2 separate regions of the Mus musculus genome follow, and region 2 is linked to region 1. A link is a loop called in an ENCODE intact Hi-C map of the cell type or tissue named here. Cell type or tissue: heart. All regions are shown on one strand. Links, peaks and the distances in the headings refer to the core of each region. The heading gives the core; the rest is flanking DNA.

What was found. Peaks named below come from ENCODE experiments on the same cell type or tissue, not always from the same donor. Only the 100,000 strongest peaks of a DNase experiment are listed, where the experiment ranks them.
Region 2: a loop joins it to region 1, with 2.2 times the contacts of the local background. A loop is called at or near these places in 2 of 42 quality-filtered maps.

Annotation. Positions count from the first base shown.
Region 1 is chr12:83,573,975-83,584,317 of GRCm38, reverse strand. Zfyve1 (zinc finger, FYVE domain containing 1) reads left to right here. Exons shown (of 12, transcript NM_183154.4): 3 at 9,182-9,686. Among named protein-coding and RNA genes, the nearest start is that of Gm51952, 17 kb to the right of the region's middle. In heart, for the core only: no CTCF peak of the experiment used is centred there; a DNase peak (open chromatin) is centred at 4,877; H3K27ac peaks cover 2,033 bases.
Region 2 is chr12:83,518,948-83,529,290 of GRCm38, reverse strand. It overlaps Dcaf4 (DDB1 and CUL4 associated factor 4), which reads right to left and starts at 8,825. Exons shown (of 14, transcript NM_030246.2): 1 at 8,674-8,825; 2 at 3,051-3,147; 3 at 23-123. The coding sequence starts at 3,139. In heart, for the core only: CTCF peaks have their summits at 4,804 (motif pointing right) and 8,653; a DNase peak (open chromatin) is centred at 8,830; H3K4me3 peaks cover 1,711 bases; H3K27ac peaks cover 3,297 bases.

The DNA.
Region 1 (10,343 bases), core at 1,255-9,254:
TTTATAAGGTAATTAATTTTATTGTTGAATTATATGAGTATATCATAATTTATTCATTTATTATATTGTGATATCCTGTGTACACATATAAATGTATATATGTCTATACATTTTTTATTTGGAGATAGGATCTTCAACTCATCTTCCTGTATCAGCCTCTTTGAGTGCTCGAGTTTTATGTGTGGCCCTGGCACTTAGCTTGTATTGTGTATTTATATCAGATGTTGTGCATCTTTGTATTAGAATGGAAGTGTCATGAAAACAGCTGCATTGGTGAGTATACAAAAACCCTGACAAAGGCACATTAAGGAGGGAAGGGCTGACATAGCTTGAGAACATGGCAGGACGAGTGGCAGGCAGCTGCCACATTGCAGGTCTGTGGTGGCCTGTAGGTGTCTGTCTGTCTGTCTGTCTTTCACCTTCTGTGCCTGCCTGGATTTATGTGATTTGACTTTTATGAGTCCTAGGCATAAGACAGCTTTGACCACCAAGCATCAAGGTTGGATGAACAAAGGACTGCCATCTGCTCTGCCCCCCACCCCCATTAATACAAGAGCAACACGCACATGCACACACACACACACACTCTCTCTCTCTCTCTCTCTCTCTCTCTCTCTCTCTCTTTTCCCGTTGTTTTTCTAATTCACTTCACATCTCTCTTTTCCCTTTTATTCCAGTCCAGAGCTCCAACCCACTGGATGGTGTCACCCACACTCAGTTAAGCTTCTCTAGAAACATCTTCACAGATGCATCTAGAGAGTGTTTCTGCTTGATGGTTCTAGATTGCTAGGTTGACAGTCAAACTAGCCATCATAGCATTAAAAATAGTGTAATAGGGCTAGAGAGATGGCTCAGTGGGTAAGAGCACTGACTGCTCTTCTAAAATCCTGAGTTCAAATCCCAGCAACCACATGGTGGCTTACAACTATCCATAATGAGATCTGACATCCTCTTCTGGAGTGTCTGAAGACAGTTAATTTACATATAATAATAAATAAATCTTGGGGCCAGAGTGAGCGGGGCCGGGGTGAGCAGAGGTCCTGAGTTCAATTCCCAGCAACCACATGATGGCTCACAACCATCTGAACAGCTACAGTGTACTCATATACATAAAATAAATAAATAAATCTTAAAAAAGAAAGAAAGAAAGAGTATAGTAAATCACTTTGCTCCATTCACCTCACAGAGAGAAAATTGAGGTCAATGTAAGTTAAATGATGTCAGATTGTTCCAGCCTTAGGGATGGGTAGAGCCAGCTTAACCAAACCTCCATGGTGATAGTGCTCTCCTCTCTCCCCTAGAGAGAGCATAGCATGTAGACATTGTTCCATTCATTGAAACAATACAAACGGATTGTCTGGTGTGCTAGGCATCATGGCACAGATCAGACCCCTGCCCCTCAACAAGGAGTTCATTGTAGTTGTGAAGCTGAGAGCTTGGAAGAATGTGGACTGTGGATTTGTTAGCAACAAGGGCCGGGGAGCGAAGGGGCTGCGCAGGACAGGGACTGCATTAGCTGTTTCTGGTGTGACATTTTCATTGATTCTTATTTGTTGATTTTCTATCTGTCCGTCCGTCCGTCCACCCATCCATCTATCTTGTGGCCTGTTTCTTTGTGTTCTAGTCTGTTACTTTTCTTTCTAAGTCCCAACTGTCACTAGCGCTTATGCTAGTTTTGCTGTAGCTAGATGGAGTTTGTAAAAAAGGGAGCTAGCTGTGTGTCCCCTTTGGAAGATTTTTGGAGAGATCTCTTGAGTTGGCATTTCCAGTCCTCAGGATTGGAAGGCTTTTTATTCAGATATAAAAGGAGAGCTGAACTCGGTGAATTGGGTATGTCAAAGAAATTCATCATGGAGCTGACAAGAGCTGTTTTGGAAGAATCTGTGTGAGGTTCCTTTCTCTGTGGCTATGGTCTAAGCTGCTAGGACAGCAGAGGAGCTGTGGGCAGTGTCTGTGTGTCTGTGTGGCAAGGGTCAGCGCTGCTGGGAGGGGAATTCCAGACCTTTCCAGTCACGGGACACTCTGGGGACAATGGAGTGGGAGAAAGTGATCTTTGTCTTTACCAAATGTACTCAGGGTTTATGAGGCCAAACTTGTGACTCCAGTCACCTTAAGAAAACATTTGATAGGGAACTGGCTTTGCTTCTAAAAAGGAACTCCATCTCACGTGTGAATCCAACCCAGAGTAAGTGTGCACTCCATTAGGGTAGAGTGCACGTGCACCTTCCGAACCGCCTGTGATTTAAAAGCAGGGTTTCTAGAACTTTCTGATCATCTGCTGTCTAGAACATCTCGTCATTTAAAGGAACGGAACCTTTGTTGGGACTTCTTTAAGACTAGACTACTGATGTGTTTGACATAATTTTAGTAAAGCCCTATTTGATTCATTTCTTTTTATTTTATGTACATTGGTGTTTTGTTTGCATGAATGTCTGTGTGAGGGCATCAGATCCCCTGGAACTGGAGTTACAAGCAGTTTTGAACTACTATGTGGGTGTTGGGAATTGAACCTGGGTCCTCTGGAAGAACAGCCAGTGCTCTTAACCTGTCATCCATCCCAGCATATTTGAAAGAATATAAATTAGACCTTTTTATTCAGTCAAGATAAAAATTAGACTGTGAACATAAATCATTGTCTGATATTCTTTTACTTTGGGAGAGTTGAAGTCTCCAGGGCCTCACGCATGATCTGCTGCTGAGTTCCTTATGGTTTTTAAAAAGATTTTTTAAAAAGTTATTTAGTTTTATGAACATTGGTGTTTTGCCTGCGCATGCATATGTATAATCTGTGTGAGGGTGCCAGATTTTTTTGGAGGTAGGTTGGTGCTGGGAATTGAATCCCAGTCCCTTGGAAGTGCTTTTAACCGCTGAGCTATCATCTTTTCAGGCCAATTTAAAAATAAATCTATTTATTATTTTTTATTTATGAGTGTATAGACATGCCTGTGAGTGAATGCCATACATGTGCGGGTGCCCGTGGATGCCAGGAGATGTCAGATTCCTTGGAGCTGCAGTTATAGGAGGGTTTGGCCTGCCTGACATTGGCACTGGAACTCAGATCCTCTGGGAGAGCAGTAAGTGCTCTTAACTGCTAAGCCAACTCTCCTGTCCTGTTCTTTTGAATTCTATGGAAATAGTTTGGGGTTTCTTAAGGGAAAAATCCCTCACTTTCTACCTCTTTCCTTCCTCTACAAGAAGAGAAGATGTAGCACTGGGGGTGTTCATGTGTGGTTTGCCAGCATCTGGCTAGTGATGGGGACAAGGTGAACTTAGCATATGCCTGGACTATAGAAAAACTCTACTTGTATTTTAGGGTACTGGTCTCAGTTGTAATTAGAGAATCTCTTGGTTTCTTTGGCTCTCTTCCTCTGAACTCAGCCAAAAAAGATAAGAAAGCAAAGTGAACTAGAAACCAACAAATACAAATCATTAATAGAAACTCAGTGTTGAGGATAACTGCCCATATAAATTAGTTAAGAATCTCAGAGGAAAATGATAAACTAATCACTTGTTGGATTGGGGTAGGACTTATCACGAGGTTTCTGTTGTGATGGGGTCAGGGAGCTCTGGATAGTGCTTTGTGTTACTTGGGGATGGGGATGGTTTGGGGTTGCTGGCACTGGGAACAGCTTAGCAAACTTGAGAGGGATGTCTGATCATAGTTGGTGCAGATCTGATCTACTTTAGAGGCCAGGACTAGAAGGGCCTCCATGTTGAGCAACTCAGAGTGCTTCCTGGTGCCTTTGTAGCTTATCTTCTAGAGTCTGGCTGGGCTATAATTCCCTTCCTCTCCTCTCTCCTCAGCTCATTGGCTCTTTCATTGCTGCTTTTCCCTTCCCAGGGTTGCTGGGGGAAAGTCCATGTGTGTGCATGCTTCCTGACCCATTCTGAGTACTAAGATGCGATCTTTGGAGTCATTGCTGCTGCCCACTTGGATCAGAGGCGGCCGGCTGGTGCCTTCCTCCCATGAAATACTCTGATTTCCAAATAGAAATAGTAGGGATCTTTGAGAACTGTTCATTCATTTTACAAAATACTTGGAATGTTACACAAATTAAGTTTTTTAGTAAGTCGGAAAGTGGGAGAAGTGGGTAAGATAGAGGTGCTATTGGGTTTCTTTCTGAAAGATTGATTTTTTTTTTAATTGTGTTTGTGTCTCTGTGTGGCTCTATGCACGTGAGTGTAGGTTAGGGGCATTGGGTCCCCCAGAGCTGGGTTCCATTCCTGATGAGGTGCCGGAGTGGAAGAGTAGTACATGCTCTGAACTGCTGAGCCATCTTCCCCCTTGTGGGCTCCTTTCAGCTTAATATTTGTTAGGTGTTGCTTTACTAAGAGTCAGCTGCAGCACCACTATCAATAATGCGTTGCTTTGTTTTGTTTTGTTTTGCTTGAGAAAGGGTCTCTTTATGTAGCTCTGGCTGGCCTGGAACTAAGAGATCTCCCTACCTCTGTTCCCCGAGTGCTGGGATTAAAGGCATGTGCCACTACTGTCTGGCAATAATGCACTTTTGTTTAATTTCTTTGTTTTTTGTTTTTGTTTTTTTGAGACAAGCCTCACCAGGCTTGGCAGCAAGTGTTTTTACCCATCTTGTGTGGCTCCTGACCCTCTGTGAGGCAGAGTCTCACTATGTATCCCCTGGCTGGCCTAGAACTCATGGAGGTCCTCCTTGCCTCTGCCTCCTAGGTATTGAGATTCAAGATACATGCCACCACTTCTTGTTAATGCCTTCTTTTGTTTAGTGGGAGAAGAAAGGCGTTATTTGAAGTGTGTGGTGAGAACTTTTAGGTGGAGCTGGCTTGCCTCAGGCCACGCTGAGTTGCTGTCTGGGTGACAGGCAGGAGGGAGCCTAGTTGCTCTCGCAGCACACTTGGGTGTTTTCCCAGTGGGCTGATTCTAAGTACTAATGGCTCCTGTTCTCACTGTGTGCCACACACTGGGCTGTGCCCTTTGCTATTTATCTTAGATTGGACTTTTATCTTAGGCTGTCCTCCTTGTCCCCACAGGGTTGGGCTGCCAGTTGTTATCTAATGTCCTGGAGGCTTCCTAGTGAAGTAGCTCTTTCAAGGCCCAGCCAGCAGTGGCTCAGCTCTGGGTGGAGCTGCTAACTTGCCTGAGGTTTCAAGAGTCCAGGCTCCAGGAGGGGCAAAGGTGATGTTGCTCCTGCTTTTGTTTTTGTTTCAGGACCAAGGACTATTTCAGTCTGTCAGAATTGGGTGGGGTGACAAGGACTGCTCACCTCAGAAGTGGGTGAAGGTGGGGTGGATGAGTATAAGCACACAGATGAGAGAAGCTGGGGCCATGGCCCTTCCAGAGCCTTCTTTCCTTCCTTACCAAAGGGAACCTGTCTTTTTGTTTTTGAGATGTGGTCTCAGCAGGTAGTCAGTCATGGCTCACCCAGAGCTCCTCTGTAGCCCTGATCCTCCAGCGTCAGGCTCTGGTGCCCTGGCCGCTTTCTTTTTTTCTTTTTTTTTTTTTTTCCTTTTTTAAATTTTTATTAGATATTTTCTTTACTTACATTTCAAATGTTATCCCCTTTTCTGGTTTCCCCTCCAGGGACCTCCTGTTCCCCACCCCACCGCCCTTCTTGACTTTTGCTTTTCCTAGCCATCTAAATGAAGGCAACTGAGTCTTTTCTGGCTGAGGGAAAGTTGTCTACAGTTGTTTAGTAGTGTTACCAGGGAGCAAAGGAATGTGGAAGACAGGAAGGAGGGTGAGGCCTGCCTTCAGGTTTGCCCAGCAGGTTTTCCTCATCTGTTCATTTTATTGTTTATCTGTTTATTTTATTTGTGGGGCCAGTGGAGGTCAAATGGATATGTCCTTACTTTACATAAGAAAAAAGCCACTTGCACATGCCGCTTGCTCATAGACCACCAGAAGGCAGGTTGCTAAGGGTTTGGAGTTCTTTCTCTTGGTCTGAGGCTATACCCAACAAAAAACCATATGGGTTTAGTATGTCTTAGGATACTAAATACCGGGTAATATTCCAGATGTTAGTTTTATCATATGTACATATACACAGACACACAGAGACTTATGTGTGTGGTAACTTTGCTTGCTTTTCTTCTTTCTCTCTTTCTTTCTTTCAAGATAGATTTTGCTCCATAGCTTCTGCTGACCTTGAATTCAAGAGCCTCCTGCTGTCTTTGCTGCTGTCTTGCCTCAAGAGTACTGGGATTACAGGGGTGTGTAAGCACACCTAGCTTATTTGTATATTATGTACATCATTTCGAGAGCATATTGTTAAGCTAGAAACACTTAATTCTGACCTAGATACCAGTTGCTGCTTGTGGGTTGATTTTCACGGGAGACCCTGAAGGCCTAGGCTTCCTTGCCTCTGGTCTGGGCATGTAGACAGTCATTCCCTCCGGCTACCCTGGCCTTAGCTGACTCCTTACTAGGAGAAGTTATGGGGCTTTTGTTTGTGTCTTGCTGGCCACCTTAGCAACTTGGAACCAGACTGGCTGAGTGACGCAGGTGCAAACGGACTGTTCTTTGTCACTTAAGATTTTTTGGTTGGTTTGTTTCTTGAGACAGGGATTCACTATATTGTAGCCCTGGCTGCCCTGGAACTCAACTATGTAGATCAGGCTGGCCTCAGAGAGGTTCACTTGCCTCTCTTTCCCCAGAACTGGGATGAAGGCCCATGCCACCACACCTGTTCGCCGCTAGGGTTAAACTCTGGGCTTGTGCGGCAAGTGCTTGGATCTGATGAGCTTTTTTTTTTCCCTTGTTTTTTTTTGTTTTGTTCTGCTTTGTTTTTGTTTTTTTGAGGCAGGGTTTCTCTGTGTAGCTCTGGCTGTCCTGGAACTCACTGGGACCCACATAGTGAAAAAAGAGAGCCAACTCCTTCAACAGAATCGCCATGCCTTCCATATTGTGCCAATGCACTCATGTACACACACACACACACACATTGTATTTTAAGAAAAAAAAAAAAAAAGAGGTGGGGGACTGGAGAGATGACCCAGTGTTTAAAGAGCACTTGCTGTTCCTCTAGAGTTCCCAGCACCCACATGGTGGCTCACAACTGCCTCTAGCTCCAACTCAGGTTATGTGACTTCATCTTTTAGCTTCTAAGGGCAGCATGAGCCACGTGCAAACACACACACACACACACACACACACACACACACACAGTGCATAGACATACAGGCAAAACACCCATATACATAAAATAATAATTAAAAAAAACTTTAAAATTTAGATCGGAGTGGTGGTGCACGTCTTTAACCCCAACATTCTGGGAGGAGGCAGTTACACAGTTAGACAGTTAGATCCTGTCTCAAAAAAGAAAAGAGGAGAGAAAGAAAAGAAAGAAAGAATATGTTTTGCCAAATGAGCAGTTGGTAAGGCTACACAAGTGTGAGGGTGTCAATCCTCAGATCCACACACAGAGTGTGCGTCTGTCATCCCGTGCTGTGTGCTGAGACGGGAGGCGGGGGCCAGAGACCCCCGGGAAGCCTTCAGGCTAGTGAGCCTGGGAAAGCAGGGATGTAGAACACAGACGGACACTGTCTGAACCGTGGTGTGGCAGAGACGGACACAGAGGTGGCTCTCTGACTCCATGGAGTGCCAAGGCAGATACACACCCACATTCAACACATACACCCCAGAAAGTTCTACAGAATCAAGTCAAAGTAAGGACACATGTAAGAAATGACTTAAAGGTGAACATAATAGTTATGAATTGCAATATTGGTTAGGAAAAGACTCGTCCTTCTTCATGGTTAAATGACAGCCATTGTGGGATGTACCACAGTCTGCTCATGCTTTCACCAGTCGACGGGTGTTTGACTATTTGGACTTTTTGGTTGATATGGGTAATGCTGCTGCTTATATTCATATATGGAGAGGTTTTATGTGGACATTTGTTTTCAGTTGCTGGATATAAACCTAGAAATAGAATTTCTGAGTCACAGGAGTCTTGCATGTAACTAAACTTTTTTTTTTTTTTTCTTTCGGGACAGGGTTTCTCTGTGTAGCCCTGGCTGTCTTGGAACTCACTCTGTAGACCAGGCTGGCCTCGAACTCAGAAATTCGCCTGCCCCTGCCTCCCAGGTGCTGGGATTAAAGGCATGTTCCACCATGCCCGACTTTATACTTTTCTGTATTGCATTTTTAAAATTATTTTATATGTGGGTATCTTATTTATGTGTGTATGTATATATATATATATATATGTGTATGTGTGTGTATGTATATATACACACATATACATACATACATACATACACATGTCCTTCCATGTACCACGTGCATGTCTGCTGCCCATGGATGCCAGAGAAGGTATAGGAGCCCCTGAAACTGGAGTTACAGACTGCTGTAAGCTGTTACATGGATCCCGAGAATTGAACCTGGATCCTGTATATGCAGCTAGTGCTCTTAATCACTGAGCCATCCCTCCAGCTCATCTTTTCACTGTCTTGGTGACTTTGTAGACCGTGGTCTTAAGCTACTAATTTACTCCTTTCTTTTTAGAAACTATTGGCTAACCCAAGAATAGCATGCTTTCTTTTAAGGCCTTTACAGTTTGAGCTCTTTATTAAATTTTTGTTTCTCAGCTGTGTGGTGCTATGTAAGTATGTGCACGAGAATGCAGGTGCCTATGGAAACCATAAGAGGGCATCTGATGCCCTGGAGCTAGAGTCACAGGGTTAGGAGGCTCTCAGTGCGGGTTCTAGGAACCAAATTCAGGTTCTCTCTAAGAGCAGCCAGAACTTTAAATCATCAAACTGCTTCATCCTCCATTTTTAGCTTTCCTAACCACTAAGTTCTCTCCCTGACTGAAGCTTCAGAGGGTCTCACAAGCTGATTGCTGAAGTGAAACTTGCCTTGGAACTGCCTTTTCCTTCCATTTTGAAGAGTCAGAAAAGGTCTTTTTCCTGGGAAGCAGTCATATTTCTTTTTTTTTTTTTTTTTTTTTTTTTAAAGATTTATTTATTTATTATATGTAAGTACATTGTAGCTGTCTTCAGACACTCCAGAAGAGGGAATCAGATCTCGTTACAGATGGTTGTGAGCCACCATGTGGTTGCTGGGATTTGAACTCTGGACCTTCGGAAGAGCAGTCGGGTGCTCTTACCCACTGAGCCATCTCACCAGCCCAGCAGTCATATTTCTTATAGGAGTTAGTTTTTCAGTTCCTATATTTTATTGTCTTGATTTTTTTTTTTTTTGAAGGTAACAAATGAAGAGGACTTTATCAGGAAATTGGACTGTAAGCCTGACCAGCATCTCAAGGTGGTTTCCATTTTTGGAAATACTGGTGATGGAAAGTCTCACACACTCAACCACACTTTCTTCTATGGCCGAGAAGTCTTCAAAACCTCCCCTGCTCAGGAGTCCTGCACAGTGGGAGTGTGGGCAGCCTATGACCCAGTCCATAAGGTAGCAGTGATAGACACAGAAGGACTCTTGGGGGCCACCGTGAATCTGAGCCAGAGGACACGGCTGCTGCTGAAGGTCCTGGCCATCTCAGACTTGGTCATCTATCGAACTCATGCAGACCGGCTGCATAATGACCTCTTCAAATTCCTTGGGGATGCCTCGGAAGCTTACCTGAAGCACTTCACCAAGGAACTCAAGGCCACCACTGCACGATGTGGCCTGGATGTCCCCTTATCCACCCTGGGCCCTGCAGTTATTATTTTCCATGAGACTGTGCACACTCAGCTTCTGGGTTCTGGTGAGTAGACAGTGGTGTGTCACAGACTGGCTTTTTAATGCTCTGGGGTGCAGTATGGTGATGCCCAGAAAAACTTGTACCCAGGCAAGATTTAAATGTTCCAAGAAGGTTGCAATAATGAACAGGTGCGTTAGACTAAAGGTCCTGGGAGATCGGGGTGGGGTCTTTTTCCCTGGGATGCTGATGGTGCACACTTCAGAGAGGGCTCAAGAGAGATTAGAAGAGCCAGGCAGAGTGATTATGCCTGTAATTTGAATATTTTATATAATTAATATTAAATATGGCAGGTATAATGGTATATGCCATTAGGCCCAGGATTCAAGAAATAGAGACCATCCTTAGCTCTGGGTCAGGGGCCAGCAGAGGCTACATGGGACTCTTATCTCAAACAACAGCAGCAACAACAACAACAAAACCTAGAAAGGCAGCTGACATACAGGCACTGTTGGAAGGGTGTGAGTGAGGTGAATGCATTCTTTCCAAGTAAGACCATAAAGTGGCTCATGGGCAGCTACTAAGAACTTCCCTCTTAAAATATTTCAATAATTAAAACAATGCTATTCTGATGAGAATGATTCATTAGAAACGGGGTAAATGCATGAAAGAGACCAGATTGGGGCTGGAGAGATGGCTCAGTGGTTAAGAGCACACTGGCTG
Region 2 (10,343 bases), core at 1,311-9,310, 55 kb after region 1:
CCCTGCCCAGTTTACTGCCTACCTGGCACTGAAGACTCTCCAGTTCTGCTGGACGAGGTTGACGGGGACTCAGCATCATGGTGGCCAGAATCTTGTGAGCTCTGAGATGCCCCTGTGGCGTACCTGTTGACACACAGTTGTGGCAATAGGAGTGTGTATGTGCTCACGGGGGCCAAATGACAATACTGTGTGTCAATCTTTTTGAGGCAGGATCTCTCACTGGTCTGGAACTCACGAAGCAGACTAGGTGGGCAGGTGAACCCCAGGGCTCTGTTTGTCTTCCCAGCACTGGGGTTACAAGCACATGGCCCCACACCTGACTTTTAAACACAGGTTCCGGGGAATCAAACCAGTCTACCTATAAACCCAGCCACCTCCCCGGTGCCAGCTCTCATTCATTCTCACTGAAGGTCCAACTTAGCACATCTGTAGCCTTTATCTGACCTTCACAGAGCACTGACCGCTTCTGTGAATCACCAAAACAAGGGTCAGACTCTTTTTCTTCCCCTTCCTCCTCCTCTCCTTCCCTCCCTTCCTAAGAGGACGCCTGTCACAAGAAGCCCTTATCTTCTCAGTTCTGCACTTGAGTTCCTTGCTGTCTTTTGGAATGTCCCAGGATGACAAGAAAACCAGAGCTCTTTGCCAGTAAGTATGTTACCAGCTGGGCTCTCTGTCCATGTGCCCGCGTGCATTTACAAAGCCAGGTGAGCTTCATTGGCTACAGCAGCAGAAGGCTTAAATTTTATCTGGCCAGACAACTTTACAGATGGAGACGCCTTGGTGAGCGGAGGTAATTTCCTCAGTAATATTAGGGTGGAGCCATGGCTGACACTCTGGATTTGTAAAGCCACCAGCGGTCTCTGTGGCAATTAGACTGGGACGCAGGGTGAGAATGTCTCTCCTCTCTCCTCACACACAATAAAAGGAAGTCTGCACAGCTAGGCTGAGGGAGGCAAAGAAGAGCCCGCATCCCACCAATACCGATGCCATGCATAGATGTAGGAAAAGTCTTTTTTCTCCCTTTTTGGCCCAGAACTTTCTGAGGCCACTGGTCTGTGATCAGCAGGAAGATGGATTAAGAGTCATGACAAATGCTGGCCTTTCTCTCTAAGGGCTGCCGCTCCATTCTTTCCATGTGGAGCCCAAAAGGTGGCTGTGCCCAACAGGTTTCCAAGCCACTCTGCCAAAACTGTGCTTGACTCTTGCACAGATCACGTCTTGCTCCCATTATGGCTTGTGGAAAGGCCTGAGGCCCAGAAAATACCCGTGACTCTCCTAACAAAACATACCAGTGCTGGGCGGGGTGCTGACCTTCCTATTGTATGGGTCAAGCTGGAGATTTACAGGCAGTGAGACTTGCTGTATGCTCCAGGCTCCAAGGGCTGAGACCCTCACTAAGGGTCTTCACAGGACAGAGTAAGATGGGACAGAGCACGTCGGGAAAACAGACCTCCAAGGGTTACAGCTATTTTTTCTCCCTTCGACCCTGAAGGGATTTGTACTGTTTGTGTTAATTTAATGTGGAGAAATACCATGATATTTGAAATTTTAAAAAATATTTTAAGTGTGTATGGGTGTGGGCAAGCACGTATGGGTTGGAGGTCAACTTGAGGAGTGTCTGTTCTTTCCTTCCACGGTGGCAGCATGACTTCACACCCACTGAGTCATCTTGCCACCCCTAAATTTATCTATTTTAAGGGGAGGGCTGGGCTGGCAAGGCAGCTAAGTAGGTACAGATGTTTGGGGTCAAGCCTGATGACCTGAGGTTGATCCCCGGGACTCACACAGTAAAGAAAAGAACCCAGTCCTACAAGGTGTCCCTTCACCTTCACATGCATGCGCACGTACACACACACACACACGTGTACACACATACATGTACTCATACAGACACACATATGCACACACACACATGCGTGCACGAGTGCGTGTGTACACACACATACACTACACACGCGTACACACACGCTTGTACACACACATGTACACAGACACACACAGGACAGACATGTGGAAACCGCATATGTGTTGAAGAAAGGGAGCAACTTGTGAACCTGAGGGCTATGTGCAGACTTCCTCCTGCCCTCCTGTTAGGAGTCCTCGGTGAGGCCAGGTGGAGAATGGGGCAAGGGGTAGGGGGGTGCTCTTGTTCTGAGACAAGACTGTTTATACTTCATAATATGTTATATGTTAGATAAAAGCATATTATAGCGGGATAATAAATGTATCCTAACGGCCGGGCATGGTGGCGCATGCCTTTAATCCCAGCACTTGGGAGGCAGAGGCAGGCAGATTTCTGAGTTCGAGGCCAGCCTGGTCTACAGAGTGAGTTCCAGGACATCCAGGACTACACAGAGAAACCCTGTCTCAAAAAACCAAAAAAAAAAAAAAAAAAAAAATGTATCCTGGGGACTGTAAAATATCATCTAAGAAGGGGGGGGCACGCAGTGCTCACTGTCCTATTACTTGTGTACTTTTGTGTATGTTAAGGCTCCCTATGCCAGATGGTAGTGTCACGCTACGAATTTGAGTCCAGTCTGATCTATATAGTGAGCTCCAGGACAGTCAGAGCTATGGAGAGAGAGAGCCCCTCTACACACCAAAAAAAAACCCAAAAACCAACTTGGAGTTCACATAAAAATTTGTATTATTAGTCAGGAGTGGTGGCAGACACCTTTAATCCCAGCACTCCGGAGGCAGAGGCAGGTAGGTGGATTTCTGAGTTTCGAGGCCAGCTGGTCTACAGAGTGAGTTCCAGGACAGTCAGGACTGTACAGAGAAACCTTGTCTTGAAAAACAAAACAACAAATAAAAGACAATTCTACCAGTAGCCTATGGCTGACACTCTGGTCAGAAGCCGTCCCTGTGAAACAAAGAGTGCGACTGTGAGATCACTTCCTGGAACAGTGCTGATGGCAGGCAACACGTCAAGCTTTCGAGCCTGCTGGCCCCAGTGCCGGCTTGTTCTGAGGAGTACACGTCTAAGCATGGTATCAGACAAGGCCAGAACAGTGCTGAGCGTAGCTGCCCTTCAAAACTTGCACACATACCTCTCACTGGAATCACACTGCCCCAGGGCAGGGCTCTGGTGTCGGCTTCGCCCGCGTCTTCTCCTACTCTTCCAGATGTTCCTATCCATGTCCGTTCCTAGGAGAGAGGAACACAGAACGCCAGACATCCTGGCTGTGCGCTCTCCTTCTTGCCTGGCAGCTCCACCATGCTCAATGGTCACTGCTAAGGCTGCCACCCACGCCTTTATCTGCTCCTAGCACTTTCCCAACGTCCCCTCCCACCACTGACAGTGTAATCCTCTGTCCTAGAGAAGAGACGTGACCAGGCAGGAATAACTTGTTCTGCATCTTTTCCACAAATACTCATGTGGTTTTTTTTTCTGGTTTTTCGAGACAGGGTTTCTCTGTATAGCCCTGGCTGTCCTGGAACTTACTTTGTAGACCAGCTGGCCTTGAACTCAGAAATCCGCCAGCCTCTGCCTCCCAAGTGCTGGGATTAAAGGTGTGCGCTACCACACCCGGCACAAATTCTTGCTCTTGTCTCAGAGAAATAAACACCTGTCCCCATGTCTTTCCAAGACACCCCCCTCCCCCCCAGATGTCCACCTCATCCTTGGGGACATCACAGATGTCTAGTTTATGTTTAAAGGCTTCCTCTCATCTCTGCTCTCTGAAAGCCCGCCAGGGGAGTCACAGGGGCTCCCCCTGGAATCCCAAGGCGCAGGAACATTCCAGCAGAGCGATCTACATACCCACTCCATGTCTTCACATCCCCTGACCCCAGCATTCTAAAACGCTCTCACTGAGGTAGCAACTAATGGTCCCCAGTTTTGGAAGGGTCAGGAAGTGAGGTCACTATTGCAAGACCAGCCTAGGCTGCCTAGACTTTCAAAAGAACCCAACAAGGAGTAGAGATATGGCAGTTTAAAGAGAGAGCACACACTGCTCTAGCAGATGACCTGAGTTCAGTTCCCAGCCCCCCACATCAGGTGGCTCATACCTACTTGTTAACTCAAACTCCAGGGGATCCAACAGTTTCTTCTGGCTCTGTAAGGCACCGACTGCACTCATATGTGCAGACCCTACCCTCACATTCACACGATTTTTAAAAAGTTGCTGAGTGAAAGGTAAGGGTGCTTCTTGCCAAACCTGAGTTTGAACCCAGGACCCCATTGTCCTATGACTTCCACATGCACACTGAGGCCCTCTCCCAGTACTGACCGACCGCACAGCGAGCAGACACAAGTGCAGGAAAAGCACCCGTACACAGAGTAAAAATAAATGAAAGCGAAGATGGCCCGGTGGTACTCTTGTAATCCCCAGCACATGAGATTACAGGCAGGAGAAACGCAAGGTCAAGGTTATTCTTTGGGTCACACAGGGAGATTGAGAGCAACCTGAGCTACCCAAGACCCTCAAAAACAAAAAGCACCCCCCCCCACCCCTTAAAAACAAAACCAAACAAAACCCAGTCCATGTCTAAGTATGGTTTTCTAAAATACAAGCTTGCTTTCAGGATGCATACTATGGTTTATATCTGCATTTGTTTGTTTGGTTTAACCTTGGCTTATCCACTCCCATCTCACTGGAGGTAAGTTCCTATTTTGTTTCGCTACAGGGCTGGAGTCTGACCTCAGGGCCTTGCTCATGCTATGCTAAGGCAAGAGATCCACGGTTGTTTCTTCTATTCTTAGCACCCACTGACCCAGTTGGCTAGGTGCAGATTACTGCTGAGCTAAACAAAACAACTCTGTAGCTGTCTTCAGACACACCAGAGGGTGGCATCGGATGCCATTACAGATGGTTATGAGCCACCATGTGGTGGCTGGGAACTGACTGCATAGGCATTACAATGCTGGGAGTATAGTATTTTATAATCCCTATTTCCGTTCAACAGAGTTTCCTTAGTTGAGTCTACCTTCAGTAGCATTTCGTTGATATACCAAGCTATTAGGATACTGTGCAATTTAGGAATCTAGATTCTAAGCCATGTTGAGATAAAAGCGAAAACGGGGAGAAGTCTGTTTAACACTGTTATTTTTCCCTATACATCCAGTCTTTGTCATCTGTTGATCCCTGGCTGTCAGGTGGGTGCCTGCCCTGTTCCAGACACACACACACTCAAAGCCAGGCAGGCCCAGGATGTAATCAGAATACTTAGCAGTAGGAGGCTGAAGGATCAGGCTGAAGGTCACCATTAGCTACAAAGTGAGGTCAAGGCCAGCCTGGCCCTGAACTTCCCTTGGAACTTCAGAGTGGCTGGGGTACAGGATCACTATCAGGAGGGGAGCCAGTGCTCGTTATAATCTGGGAACTGCTCCTGTCACAAGGAGGTCACCTCATTTCACTTTTACGGTGCTTTCAAAGGTTCAGCTCCTTTGGCTCCCATCTCGCCACCTTTTCTCGTGGGTGGTCCAGAAGTCCAGCACCCAGTCTGTTAGCAGTTTCCCAAGCCCCTCTTTACATCTGGGGCAAAGGCCTACCGGTTTCTTTTACTCTGTGGGAGGCTGGAGGTTTTCCCTGGTGTCAGGCAGTTTCCCCAGATACCAAGAGCGTTTAGAGCCGGGCGTGGTGGCGCACGCCTTTAATCCCAGCACTGTCACGAGGCAGAGGCAGGTGGATTTCTGAGTTTGAGGTTAGCATGGTCTACAAAGTGAGTTCCAGGACAGCCAGGGCTATACAGAGAAACCCTGTCTCGAAAAACCGGGGGGGGGGGGGGAGCATTTAGAGGACCCAAAAGCCCATCCAGCCTCCCCCTCCCCCATAACCTTTCCAGGCTTGGCCTCAATATTCCCCATGATGCAGGTCTGGCAAAGGCTTTGGTTTACTGGGGCTCTCTGTGTGGCAGTAAACATTGGCTAAGCAGCAGATCCCATCCACGGCCCTGGAGTGGGTGCATTATAAGAGCAACAGCATGTTTGGGTTGGTGCATCAGTGCTGCTGGGCTCGTTGCTACCCAAGGATAGACTCCAAGCACTGGAGGACATCTTGGTTGGAGGCCTGGGACTGTTTTACCACTTCACCCCAGTGCAGGGCTAGATTGGGGCCTGGGGTGTGGGGTTAATTATAAAAGCACTCGGAATTACATAGTAACGTAATTACACAGTAACGTAACTCGGGATTACATAGTGACCTTGCAAATGTACTATAAAGCAGCATGCTATGATATTCAGTGGGGCTGTGGAGACAAAGCCCTTGACATTTATACAGGCTGGAATCTTCAGAAGACGGTTCCACTCTATGGGACGTTGGAGGCTGACAATTCCTCATAAGCTCTGAGGCCAGCCAGCCTAATGAACTAAGAGAGAACACCAAAGACCCTGTCTCAAACAAGGTAGGTGACAAATGACACCTCAGGTCAGGTCGTCCTCTAACTTCCACACAACAAACAAATAACAAATAGATAAATAGATAGATAAGAGATAATGCAATCATAGGAAAATTCAGTAAGACCCTGACTCCTAAGACATAATAAGATGCAAAATGCTAACACCACTAGCTGGTAAAACTCAGGATAAAATGGCCCCTTCAATAAGGTTTCCACCCTCAATGGTATGGACCATGAGTGAACACAGGAGGAAAATGAGAAAATGCAGATAGCTCACCAAGAGTTCTGTCAGGTGTAAAATATAAAATAAGAGGCTGGACAGAGGGCTCAGCAGCTAAAAGCAATTGCTGCTCTTGTAGAAGACCTGAACTTAGATCCCAGCACCCACTATCAAGGTGGCTCGCAACCTCCTGTCACTCAGTTCTAAGTGACCCAACACTCCTCCGGCCTTTGAGAGCAATCAAACACAAGTAGCATACACACACGCGCACGCACACACACACACACGCACACACACACACACACGCACGCACGCAAACCTATCCTTATAAATTCCCTCCCTAAAATCCACAGGAGAGCCGGGCAGTGGTGGCGCATGCCTTTAATTTCAGCACTCGGGAGGCAGGAGACAGGCGAATTTCTGAGTTCGAGGCCAGCCTGGTCTACAAAGTGAGTTCCAGAACAGCCAGGGCTATACAGAAAAACCCTGTCTCAAAAAAACAAAAACAAAAAAACAAAAATCAGGGGCTGGTGAGATGGCTCAGCAGGTAAGAGCATCCGACTGCTCTTCCAAAGGTCCTGAGTTCAAATCCCAGCAACCACATGGTGGCTCACAACCATCCGTAATGAGATCTGACTCCCTCTTCTGGTGTGTCTGAAGACAGCTACAGTGTACTTACATATAATAAATAAATAAATCTTTTTAAAAAAAACTGAAAAAATAAAAATCCACAGGAGACCCAACTCCACAAAGTTGCCCCCTAACCTTCACTTACACACATACATTATACATACACACAAATACACAACCATAATAAGCTAACCCTACTACACAGCATGGAAACCGAGGCTTATAGAACTAACAATACCTGACTAACAAAGTCGCATTAGAGATACAGGAGCATCCTGCACTTGTAGGCTCCATCAGCCAAAAGACACCACCTCGATTACTTTCCACTGTTATCGACAACTGGATTTCCAGGTCGTGGGATTTTTGTCTTCTCCGAGTAGCTGACTTGGAGTTGTTAGTTGTTTTGTTTTATGTTTTTCTTCTTACTGCCTTGCTCCACACACAAGGCTGTGTCTGGTCATCCAAGGTGGAGGGAGTTGTGGCGCTCCCCAAAGTCACTAGAACTGGTGTGGAAAGGCTTCGTTTCTCACTAACACCCATCTTACTGTGGCAGGGAATGGAGGCTGGTCCACATCTGGGCTTCCTAACTTTTCCAAATACCAGCCTGCACACAACCTCAGGCAAGCCACCACGTAACCTCTCTTTCTGTGTCTTATAAAGATACCGCTAGGGTTGGAGAGATAGCTCAGCAGTTAAGAGCACTTGCTGTTCTTCAGAGTTCAGGAGCTCACAACGTCTCAAATTACAGTTTCAGGAGTTTGACACATTTGGGTCTCTTGGATCTTCCACAGACACATGTAAGCACACACACCCACATACACAATTAAAAATAAAAGCTCTTTTAAAAGGTGTGTGTGTGTAGATGTCTTAGTGGTTAAGAAAGCTGAGGACCCAGGTTCAAATCCTAGCACCCCGCAGGGCGGCTCACGATCATCCAGCTGGAGGAGATCTCACTGATCTCTTCTGGCCTCCCTGAACACCAGGCTTGTTCGAAGTACACTCATGTATGCACGCCAAATATCCACATACATAAAAGAAGCCTTTAAAAAAAAAAAAAGCAAAATCCCAGCACTTGGGAGGCAGAAGGCGGATTTCTGAGTTCAAGGCCAGCAGCCTGGTCTACAGAGTGAGTTCCAGGACAGCCACGGCTACACAGAGAAACCCTGCCTCGAAAAACCAAAAAACAAAAAAACCAAAAACATAAACTTCCAAAATTTATACCATAAAGTACTATTGGCCTCCTGGCCTCGTGTTTCTTCACAGCCCAAATTTCAACAGAGGCAGAGGTCTACTGCAGGCTGGACTCTGCAAGGGGATCCTGGGGACGCCGCAGGACTCGCCAGGTCCTGGCCCACGCCCACTCCGGCCTTGTATGGCACGCTCACTCCTCCTGCCTTCAGCCTTGCCTTCTCTGTCCTCTGCGTGGGTACAGCGGCACCCTCCGTCGGCGCCCAGATGCACGCCACGCATGGGAACAGCCTTACCTGCACAGATGGTCCTCTCAGCTACGACACTTCTGGGCTGGAGCACCCAGGGGCGTGCAAAGATCCGGAAAGACCCTCATGTTGTGTTGTCGCACCCCATAGGACTAAAGCGGCCGGTTCTTTCTTCTCATTGAATTAGGCTTCTGCCTGTCCATGTCAGTAGGGGCGGTCTTTACGGAGGGCGGGACTTAGGATTTCCGCCTTGTCCTGGTCGAGCGTGCCCGGGCTTGGCACGCTTAGGGGCGGGGTCTGATGCGCTTTGGGGCGGGGCTAGAGATTGCTACCGCCTCCTCAGAGTCCCTGGTACTCTCTTGACAGTGAGTCTTCCTTCTTACTGCGGATCATATCCCGAGAAATTTCTCTCGGCTTGGAGCTGGTACACAGGCCCGAGTTAACACTGATATGTGAGAGAGGGAAGATGATTGTTTTGTGGAAAGAGCAAAGGAGACTCTGAGGAGGAAAGCGAAAAAGACTTTGGGACGCAGTTGCCGGTGCCGGGAGGCTCCTTGAATCTAGGTCAGGTTGTTTCCTCCTTGCTATGTGACCTAAGGTGTGCTTATCACTTCTCTGGGCCTTAATTTCTTCCACTGTAACAAGAAAGTTGAACAAATATTGTCAATGATCTCCAGCCCAAAGTTTGTACAGGTAATATTTCTAGAATGGTACACGTGTGCCTTGGTCAGAAAACCACCCCAGAGTACCACTGCAAAGAAGACGGAGTTTGTAACAGGTCAGAAGTGATAGTAGTGAGAGCAGAATGGGTTCAAATAGGTCAGGCTAAGTGGGGACCACCAACAGCCTTGATCTTAATTGCATTTGGAGAACAGAATCCCTTCCTGAGATTCATTGTGTGCGGTGCTCGCCCAGGCTCCTGATGCTGGACCGCTAGAAGCTAGCTATTAGTGATCATAGATGTGGGCCTATGAAAACACTTCAGCCTGTAGCAAGTTTACAGACGTGTGCAGGGATATGCAGAGTGCTAGGTTCTGAGGGAAACGAGAGAAGTGAGCACTACTGCTTCCCGGAGCTTGAACTGCCAGAAAAGGACAAAGCAGACTTCAAAGAAGATGTGGCTGGAAGCCTGTTTCAGCTACTGGTTGGACTGGCTGTGAGGACCTTGGAATCTTTAGCAAAGTGGTTGAGGCTGGAGAACAGCCTCAGAGGCATGGAAAACCATGGGACCTCAGAGACTGGAGCCTTGTTGGGTAAAGCTGTGGGCAGATGGGAGACATAACAATAGGAGAATCTCTGACCTGAATTCTGGGAGGAGGAAGGCAGGATTTGTAAACTGAAGCCTTGAGGACCCTGGAGGACTGAGGAGGAGGGGGGAGGAGGAGGCGGCCATGGGAGGCTTGTGAAGGATTGGCAAACAGGCAGCTGACTGACCCCATTGACAGGATTCACTGAATTCCCACCATGGGAACTGGGTGGACACCAGTTTTGCCTTGGAAACCTGTAATATACACTCACTTCACAAAGGAACCATGGTCAGAAGCAAGTCAAGCGGCATGGCCCGACTCTGTTTTCTCTCAGGTAAAGTGAGGGTAGAAAGTAATGCTGAAAAAGGAAGTCCTGAAGAGTAAAGGCTATGTATGACCCCAAATCAGGTGCTTGGCTTATGGCTTCCAGTGACTAAGCAGCCAGAGTTACAAATTTAACTCGGTGTCTAG